2 separate regions of the Homo sapiens genome follow, and region 2 is linked to region 1. A link is a contact called in ENCODE Hi-C or POLR2A ChIA-PET data. All regions are on one chromosome and are shown on one strand. Each heading gives the region's core, a stretch centred on a gene start or an enhancer-like site at or near the end of the contact. The rest is flanking DNA. Distances are from core to core; before and after follow the strand shown.

Region 1 (5,043 bases), core at 1,306-3,805:
ATTTATCACAAATGTTAGACATTAAATACTGGGCACAGCTTGTCTGACGATGTCCTCTTATTTCTACAATTGTTTTTTTAAGTAATGGCATTTGTCTTAGAAATAATCATTGCTCTGATATGGCTATTTATCTCTAAGAGTAAAAAGGACAAATTATGGCAGGGTCTATATTCCTACATATTCACAACTAGCTGTAGGATAGTTATAGCCATATGTATTCTGAGAAGTGCCTCAGAGAGGCCTCATGATCCATTTTTGGGGATTCCTATTGAAGGCAGGAGTTCAAAAGTAACGTGTTTAATTTGTGGATTTAGGCTGACATATCTACTACATTACACATTTCTAAAAGGTAAGTCACCACGTGCTTAACTCTATATTTTTCCCAACACCTAGCTCAAGTGCTGGTACAATCAGTACTCGGTGAACTGAATGAATAAAACAGTGCTATGGGGCTGAATTTTGTGTCCCCCTTCCCAAATTCCTACGTTGAAGTCCTAATCCCCAGAATCGCAGAATGTAACCACATTCAGAGACAGACTCTTTAAGGAATTAGGGTAAAATGAGATAATATGAGTAAGCCCTCATCTTTGACTGATGTCCTTATAAGAAGAGATTAGGACATGGACACACTCAGAAGAGCGAGCTTGTAGAAGGCGCAAGGAAAAGACAGCTATCTACAAACCAAGGAAAGGCATTGGAAGAAATCAACACTGCTGACACCTTGATCGTGGCCTGCGAGCCTCCATGAACTGTGAGAAACTCATTTCTGGTGTCTAAGCCACCTAGTCTGTGGGACTTTTTTATGGCAGTCCTAGCAAACTCATACAAACAGTAACTACATTTTTTGTTAGTTTTCTGAAATTTAAAATGTGAAACGACATTAAAAAATTTTTCAGAAGTAGATAAGGCATTTTTACCCTTCATCAGAAACATTCTCACCACTTACTCAATGTCTTTACGTTGCAGTGAGGTATGATCATGTGGCTTTTAGGAGAAAACATAAGCACTCCAATACTGTGTACAGATCTTCAAGATCATAACCTTAGCAGCACTTGGAAGTCTGAAACTGCAACACCTGGGTGCAATAGAGTGCACTGGACCAAGTCACAGAGACCTGGGCTTCCTTGCTGTTAACTGGAAATTGAACTAGGTGGTCTCTTGGGTCACTGACATGACTTAATGATGGTTATAACCCCTCTGCTGAGTAAATAAGCATTTCACAGTCAATCGAGTTTATAAAAGCCTAATATAGTCATACAGTTATTTTATCTTTTCCTGATAAAAATGCCTCATGTAAAAATACCTATTTATTTTCCCAGTATTTATGGAGACCACAGATTTTACAGGTAAGCCAGCAAAGATTAGTAGTGATTACCTAATTTTCTATTCCATTCAAAATAAATTCCCACTTCCAGGAGACTAAAATATACAATGAACGCTAAGTCTAGACTTCTGCAATCCAACAATTCTTTAAAGATCTGAGAAGTAAAACGTTTGTCTAAGGAAAAGGAATGTAGCATCAGCTAGTATCTGTGCTACCTTTTTAAAGAGGACACAAATTTGGTTTGAGATCACACCTTGTGTCTCAAAGTGTATGTATACTAATGCCGTAGGGAAGCCAAATACTGAACAAAACTGGAAATAGTGTTCCAACTGTAGTTTGGCACTGCACATATGGGGAGAAAGAGAGAAAGAAAAAGGAGAGTGAGTGTGCAAGCAAGAAAGCATGCCGCCATGCCCCTGCATTACGGGGCAGTGCCAGAGAAGGTGCATCATAGGAAGATTAGGAAAGCACTTTGCTCCTCAAAACGAGAATTATTCCTAAATGAAGACAGAGACAGTTAATAGATTTTGTGTTTTTCCCATTTTGAACATTGTTTGAATATGTGCTCACTATTCACTAACCATGACACGTTTAGATGGATGGCTATGGAAAAGAAAAGAAAATAGGACATCATTAGAATTACAGGTAAGACAAAGGGAAACCCAAAGTACAGACAAGAACACAGAAAAATTTTAAGAGAGTACAGATGTCATGACATTTATTAAAAGGCATGCTACAATGCTATATTTGTTAGGAAAAGAGATTAGAGATATCAAGTAATAGTCAGCAAATATACAAACTGAACGAAAATGGAATATACTGTAGTGTACAGAAGCTTGAATTAACCATGCACTACGCATTTAGAAAATATGTTTTTTAATATTTTATCTTCTCTTTGCATTTATAACATAATTCACTTCAACAATCACAGACTCCTTTTTTTCCAATGCCACAGACTGTTACAAATGAAAGCTGGTACTGCTGCTTATCCAAAATATACAAGACAATTGATGTTTTATATAAAACCACTTTATAAGTTCATTTGTTCCCAAAAACCTTTTTTTCTTTTTTGGCCTTGTTAAAAAAAATGTTGTTACAAATATTTACAGCATTTTCTTCTGTTAGACGAACATTCTTAAAAACTGAAAAGGGGAATTTTGATGAACAGACCACGTAAAACACCAGACAATGTCAGAGGCTCCTAGCTGTGCTATTTTTTTTTTCTTAGATACAGTACTGAAAATGCCCATCAAACTCGTCATCCTAATCCATTCTGTTCACACTGAAACTCACATTTTCTCTAAGTAGTCTATTCAGCAGTAGAAATTGAAAGTAAAGGCCGCTCTGCACTGGTTCTTCTTTCAGAAAGGAGCTTGGGGAAAATGCAAAATGCTTTACAGAGAGGAGTTAAAACCACAACAGTCAGTCTTTGGTCAGAGCAATGAGGTGACACTTTGATGCAAAACTTTGCTTGGTCAGCAATCTTTATAACTGGTACTTTCTGGATATGGGATGAATTTTTAAAAGATCTGGGAAACAACAGTAAGGGGGAAAAAAGGCCAGAGTATGATTTTTTTAATGGCATCAAAAAAATAGCTATTTAAATATTTGTTATTACAACTACTACATAGATCCAAGAAGTGAAAATAATACAACAACAAATCAGTTGACAATGCTGATTTAAGCATGCCATAGGCATCTTTCAATTATGACTATGATCACCAAGGTCACTGGACCAGACAAATATCCCTGTTCTCTGGAACATATGCCTCAGGTTACAAAAACTAAGGAAACTACCACAAAGATTTTGAGCAGCTCTATTCTTGGACCTGCACAATGCTCTACAATGAATATTATGTGATAAAGGCAAAAGTGTAACTGAGACTTTATTTATAGTTACAATTCTTTGCTTGGATGAATAGTTGGTGGGACAACATTCTTTTAAAACTATATAGTACATATTTCCTGAAAACCAGAATACTGATACTACTTTAGTCTCAAATAGGAAGAAAAGGTCAATTAAGACTACTGAAGAAGGCACATAAACTTTGGTCCTGTTTTTTCTCCCACTATAAAACCCCTCAAACTAAGATTTTAATAATTTTCTATATTTTAAACCACTCACAACTAGCTGTTAAAATTTGCTCTGAAAAAAGACTGCTAATAGTCTTGTAGATAACAACACAACTCTTTTAAAAGACAGCTGAGTTATATTTTCAAATTTTGTGCAATCTAAATTGTATTTCTTTCAGCACAATAGTAGAGTATTTTGAGTCTGGCAGTTTTGTTCTCATTAACAGATCAAGACAAAGGAAAGGCTAAGAAAAATGCTTTACGCATCGTCACGCTGTCTCTTTTTGGTTTTAAAAATAGCAGTACACATTAGGTTTTCTAAGGGATAGGTGGGGAAAAACACATGTACTTTTGTCAATTTTTTGTCCAAAAATATCTCGTGGGAACAGAAGAGAAACTGCATGACAATATGCTAAACATGTAAGCACTGCTGACTGATGGCACGGAGACACTGAAAAGAACAGAGAGCCAGGCGTGGTGGCTCATGCCTGTAATCCCAGCACTGTGGGGAGGTGGAAGCAGGAGAATCACTTGAGCCCAGGAGTTGGCGAGACCCCTAAAAATAAAATAAAGTAAAATAAAAAGAAATTGAGCAGAGGCATTCATAGGAGCCACTTCTCATCAACTAAAACAGAACCCATGATTATCATACTAGGTGGAGCCAAAGAAGGCCTCACTGTCATAAGGGAACAGGCAGGCATAAATGATATCTCCAAAAACTGAGCTCAGCAACTTTTAACAGTAAATCAGAAACATTACTTCAAATAATTGATTTCAATATTTAGTCTTAAAGAATTTATGGCATTCTGTAAGAGCTGCTGGGTAATTCTGATACTCTCCAGTAAGTATCAATTAAGATACTGGGTCATTTTTCTATTTGTATGTTACACAAAACACATTTTACTGCTATGCAAATTATTCAAATCTCAAAGTAAATCATTTTGGTGTAATTCGCTACTGTTAAATGTGTACTGCTATTTTTTAAAGTCCTGAATATATATACTTTGTGTAGAAGTCAAGACACCTTGAAAAGTGATGACAATACTCCTTAAAAATAAAATAAACTTAAAAATAGGATACTACGGTAGATCAACAGAGAAAAACCATTGCTAGAAGATACTGAATAAATGCATGCCAAAACAGAGATACACAGATCTAGTTTTTCCACCATCCTGATATTTTTTAATCTTTTTTTTACAAAAACTATGCCAACACAAATACTGTAGACCTCTATAATTCAAACAGCAAATAGCTTAATATGGACAACATCCATGTGCTACAGCTAATTTTAGACACAAACTGATGGTTTCAAACATGCTATTTTAAAACAAGAACATCCCACATCTCCAAATCTTAATTTGGTTAATTTTGTCAATAAATTAAAATGTATGTAATGTGCATATGTATATACAACTTTAGAAGAGTGTATTTATGTATATACACTTATCTACACACACACACATTCACACACACACACAAACACACCCCTACACAAATCCCTGAAAAGGATTCAAATGTTCTCTCTCAGACTTAAAAGGCCATTCCCTACTTCAAAGTTACATTCAACACCACTATGATCCCCTTCCGTTATTAGCAACTTTGCTACACTTATGCTGAATGTTATGAGAATCATGAATTAATAAATT
Region 2 (5,043 bases), core at 1,414-3,913, 200 kb before region 1:
CCCACCTCAGCTTCCCAAGCAGTCGGAACCACAAGCTCTTGCCTTTACATCTGGCTAATTTTTGTATTTTTTGTAGAGACAGGGTTTCACCACGTTGTCCAGGCTGGTCTCAAACTCCTGGGCTCGAGCAATTCTCCCTCCTCGGCCTCCCAAAATGCTGGGGTTATAGGCATGAGCTACTGCATCTGGCCTCATAGAATTTTATTTTATATTATTTTATTTTATTTATTTATTTTTTGAAACAATCTCACTTTGTCACTCAGGCTGGAGTGCAGTGGGGTGATCTCAGCTCACTGCAACCTCTACCTCCCTGGTTCAAGTGATTCTCCTGCCTCAGCCTCCCGAGTAGCTGGGATTACAGGTGCCCACCACCATGCCCAGCTAATTTTTGTATTTTTAGTAGAGACAAGGTTTCACCATGTTGGCCAGGCTGGTCTCAAACTCCTGACCTCAAGTGATCCACCCGCCTTGGCCTTCCAAAGTGCTGGGATTATAGGCGCGAGCCATAGCACCTGGCCTGAATTTTAAATGGTGTTGAATAACTAGTAAAATGAAGTGAGAAGCTATTGGATTTTGTTAGTAGGAAACCATTCATCATCTTTGAGGGTAGAGTTTCCATGGGGCCATACAGATGGAAGCTAGATTTGGGGCTGCTTGGTGATTAGTGGAAGGTATAGATTGTTCTCTTGAAGAATTTGGCAGTAAGACAGTGGAAGGTGATATGGTGGATTGAGTGGGAAGCAGGAAAAAGGAAAATATTTTAAAGCCCAGGCAAGATGTGTATGTGTGTGGCCTAAGACAAAGGAGTCAATTGAAAGCAAATAAACGACAACTGAAGACCCACATCCCATAAATGAGTTCTACGCACCCATAATCTTCTTCCCAATATAACTAAAATGATGTGATTGTCATAAAATAGTGTTACTTAGTAATAGGCTCTACACAACAAGTATTGCCATTAAAGCTTGGCATAGTCTCAATTCAACATTAAGTGCTGGATTAAAAAAATAATACAATTGGCCAAGCGTGGTGGCTTTCACCAGTAATCTGGGCACTTTGGGAGGCCAAGGCAGGTGAATCAGAAGAATCCCTTGAGCCCAGGAGGTTGAGGCAGTGAGCCAGGATCGTGCTACTGTGCTCCGGCCTGGATGAGAGAGAGAGACCTTGTCTCAATAATAATAATAATAAAATCAACTACATCCTCTCCATTGGTAAAAACAATGATGAGGTTTCTCTGGCAAGTATGATGACCCTGGGAGACAGACACCAAGAAAGAACACTGGCGGAAGCTACCATCACTGGATTCCAAGGACTCCAGGGGATGTGCTTCCTGAGACCCAAGGTAGTCACCATGGTTTTGCCTGGAATGAACATTTTCCCTTTTGCTCTACTCCCAACAGGACCATGGCTAAACTTGCACCTGGGACTGTGAGGCAGTGGTTTCCAAATTTGGCTGCACATGAGAATTACCTGGGGAGGTTTTTTAAAATCTCCATGACCATGTGGCACTCCAGACCAATGAAATCAGAATCTCTGCTTGTGACACCTGAGCATCAGTAGTTTTTAATGCTTCCCAGGTGATTATAATGTGCACTGATTTTGGGCGTCTGAATCAGTTGACAATGTAATACAGCTTTTTGAAACTGGGACATGTGGTGGCTCACGCCTGTAATCCCAGCACTTTGGGAGGCCGAGGAGGGTGGATCACGAGGTCAGGAGATCGAGACCATCCTGGCTAACACGGTGAAACCCCGTCTCTACTAAAAGAAAAATACAAAAAAATTAGCCAGGCGCGGTGGCTGCCGCCTGTAATCCCAGCTACTCCGGAGGCTGAGGTGGGAGAATGGTGTGAACCCGGGAGGCGGAGCTTACAGTGAGCCGAGATCGTGCCACTGCACTCCAGCCAGGGCGACAGAGCGAGACTCTGTCTCAAAAAAAGAAAAAAAAAAAAAAAAAAGAAACTGGGACATGTGCATTTTTACCAGGTCTGGTGTGAAGAAATATCAGGGACAGGCAACGAAGATGCCTTCAGATGACAGAGCGTATTCTCTGTGAGCCAGTTTACTTAGAATGTCCTTTCAGGAAAATGCCATTGATACCTTGAATTGGGGTATTTTCCAGTCTGCTAAAGGATACCCAGGGGGTTTCTAACATGGCCAAGAATTAGTAAAGCACAAGAGTGCAGAGTGGGGTTCTTTAGTAGTTGTGCAGAAAAAAATGAAAATAAAAATTTAAATATCACGAGACATGAAAGAGAAGCTACTTCCAGTATGCAGTCGAGTGTGAAAATTCAATTACAAGAAGCAAGAAAGTAAGCCGGTGGCTCACGCCTGTAATCCCAGCACTTTGGGAGGTCGAGGCAGCAGGATGGTTTGAGGCCAGGAGTTCAAGACCAGCCTGGGCAACATAGCAAGTCCCTGTCTCTACAAAAAAAAAAAAAACTTTTTAAAGAAAAATACAAAAAAGAAAGAAAGTAGTCATTCATTTAGTAGTTTCCTAGGAGGCAAAATTATTTACTTCTCAACTCTGCCAGTAGTTATAATAATGTTTAAACCGGCTGCCAGGAGGCATTTAAAAATTAACTATCCTACAAATTGTTTTGACATACAGGCACCTACGACACATATTCTCATCCACCCTAAAATCAAAGTTTGCAAGACTGGGAATATGTTTAGCAGGAAACAAAGTGAATCATACTGAAACTTGAAAAATAGCACACTAATGTGTCACCTTTACATTGAGAAGCAAAGTGAATCATTTGCTAATGTTTGATTTTTAGTACCAGAGGTCAGGTAATTTTTATCTGAGGTCAGTCTTTTTTTGATCTCTTAACTAGAAAATAGCAAGTTGAGTTTACCACCCAGAGGATCTTTTAATAATGAAGCAAATTTCTGCCTTCACGTAATTTTTTTGTTGTTTTTTTTTGAGACAGAGTTTCACTCTTGTTGCCCAGGCTGGAGTACAATGGCATGATCTCGGCTCACTGCAACCTCCGCCACCCAGGTTCAAGCGGTTCTCCTGCCTCAGCCTCCCGAGAAGCTGGGATTACAGACGTGCATCACCATGCCCAGCTACTTTTTGTATTTTTAGTAGAGGCAGGGTTTCTTTCACCATGTTGGCCAGGCTGGTCTAACTCCTGACCTCGGGTGATCCACCCGCCTCGGCCTCCCAAAGTGCTGAGATTACAGGCAGGAACCACGGAGCCCAGCCTCATATAATTCTGTATACACATAAACTTTCCAAGCTCAGGTTGTAGGGCACAAAGCCTTAGGTTAGAAGCCCTGGGTTGGGATCCTAGCTCTGCTAGGTACTGGTAGGTGACCCTGGATAATGACTTAACCTCCCTACACCTCAGTTTTATCAAGTTTAATATAGGATTGATGATGGTGGTGGTGATGATAATGATGATGATGAAGATAATTGTTTCCAAAGTACTTAGCTCTATTCCTGCCATAGGTAAACATTCAATAGATGATAATCATTCCTCTAGCCATATTCTCTTTATAAATTGCCTAAAAGACTCAAAGAAAGGGCAGGCATGTTGGCTTATGCCTGTAACCCCAGCACTTTGGGAGGCAAGGGGATCACTTGAGCCCAGGAATTTGAGACCAACCTGGGCAACATGGAGAAACCCCGTCTCTACAAAAAATGCAAAAATTAGCTGGATATGGTGGTGTGTGCCTGTAGTCCCAGCTACTCAGGAGGCTGAAGTGAGAGGATTATCTAAGCCTGGGAGGTTGAGGCTGCTGAGAGCCATGATCACGCCTCTGCACTCTACCCTGGGTGACAGACCAAGAACCTGTCTCAAAAAAAAGACCCAAAGAAATATCCCTGCTTATGATCACTTGTTATGTAAAGATTGCATAGAAATAGATTAAATGTTTGGGCATTAATTTAAAAACATGTGGTTTCATTTGGAAATGCACTATTCTGAATCTTAATTCTTGATTTTGATCCCTCAGCTGGGCCTGCTCTCCTTCCAAAGTTGGACTCCTCTCTCTCAGTTACTCTCGTGCCCTTTCTCTGGTAAAAAATTAAAAATACACAGAGTAAACAGAGTACAAATTATTGGTTTATTTTTAAACTTTACAGGTTCCCTCGGAGACATAATCATTTCCCGTAAGCATGTCAGCTCAAGCTTGCTTTTCCTGGCTCTCTGCTGCCACCACCATTCCCACAATCCAAGCTCCTTGGAACCTCACACTTCCCCATTTTCAGTGCCATCGGGGGCTGCCCTCTGGGACAGTCATTATTTCAGTTCCATTTCTCAGTCTTTCTGTCTGCCTCCTACTCCTCCATCAATTCGTGGTGCTGACATTTCAAATAGTTTTGTACATGTCCAAATACAGGGAGGCCCCCTCGTTAGTAAATTTTATTTTATGTTTTTTGTTTGTTTGTTTGTTTGTTTGAGACGGAGTCTCGCTCTGTCGCCCAGGCTGGAGTACAGTGGCGTGATCTCCACTCACTGCAAGCTCCACCTCCCGGGTTCATGCCATTCTCCTGCCTCAGCCTTCCGAGTAGCTGGGACTACAGGCGCCCGCCACCACGCCCGGCTAATTTTTTTGTATTTTTAGTAGAGATGGGGTTTCACTGTGTTAGCCAGGATGGTCTCGATCTCCTGACCTCGTGATCCGCCTGCCTCAGCCTCCCAAAGTGCTGGGATTACAGGCGTGAGCCACCGCACCCGGCTTATTTTATGTTTTAATTTATTTTTTTGAGATAGAGTCTTACTTTGTTGCCTAGGCTGGAGTGCAGTGGCCACGATCTCAGCTCACTGCAATCTTTGCCTCCTGCATTCAAGCCATCCTCCAGCCTCAGCCTCCCAAGTAACTGGGATTGCAAGCATGTGCCATCATGCCCAGCTAATTTTTGTATTTTTATTAGAGATGGGGTTTCACCATGTTGCCCAGGCTGGTCTTGAACTCCTGACCTCAAGTGATCCACCTGCCTCAGCCTCCCAAAGTGCTGGGATTACAGGCATGAGCCACCGTCTCTGGCCTCATTACTAAATTTTAATCACTCTCTCGTACACTAGAAGAGACA

Evidence for each region. A loop is a pair of places that touch in the nucleus more often than their neighbours do. ChIA-PET counts read pairs that join two places held with the same protein, here RNA polymerase II (POLR2A). Pooled maps may share reads with other maps.
Region 2: a loop to region 1 is called in a pooled map, with 4 times the contacts of the local background. The contact joins two enhancer-like sites. A Hi-C loop is called at or near these places in 5 of 37 single-sample maps with no recorded cell type and 4 of 50 pooled maps. POLR2A ChIA-PET finds 5 or more read pairs at or near these places in 3 of 52 experiments (BJ, activated B cell and activated T-cell).

Annotation. Positions count from the first base shown.
Region 1 is chr9:112,216,421-112,221,463 of GRCh38, forward strand. PTBP3 (polypyrimidine tract binding protein 3) reads right to left here. Exons shown (of 14, transcript NM_001163788.4): 14 at 2,015-5,043. Among named protein-coding and RNA genes, the nearest start is that of SUSD1, 44 kb to the left of the region's middle. RefSeq lists an enhancer at 2,734-2,783. Within about 2 kb of position 2,556, at least 2 of the 41 ENCODE cell types and tissues checked have a DNase peak (open chromatin) inside an H3K27ac peak, as active enhancers do.
Region 2 is chr9:112,018,193-112,023,235 of GRCh38, forward strand. No RefSeq gene overlaps it. Among named protein-coding and RNA genes, the nearest start is that of LINC02977, 20 kb to the right of the region's middle. Within about 2 kb of position 2,664, at least 7 of the 41 ENCODE cell types and tissues checked have a DNase peak (open chromatin) inside an H3K27ac peak, as active enhancers do.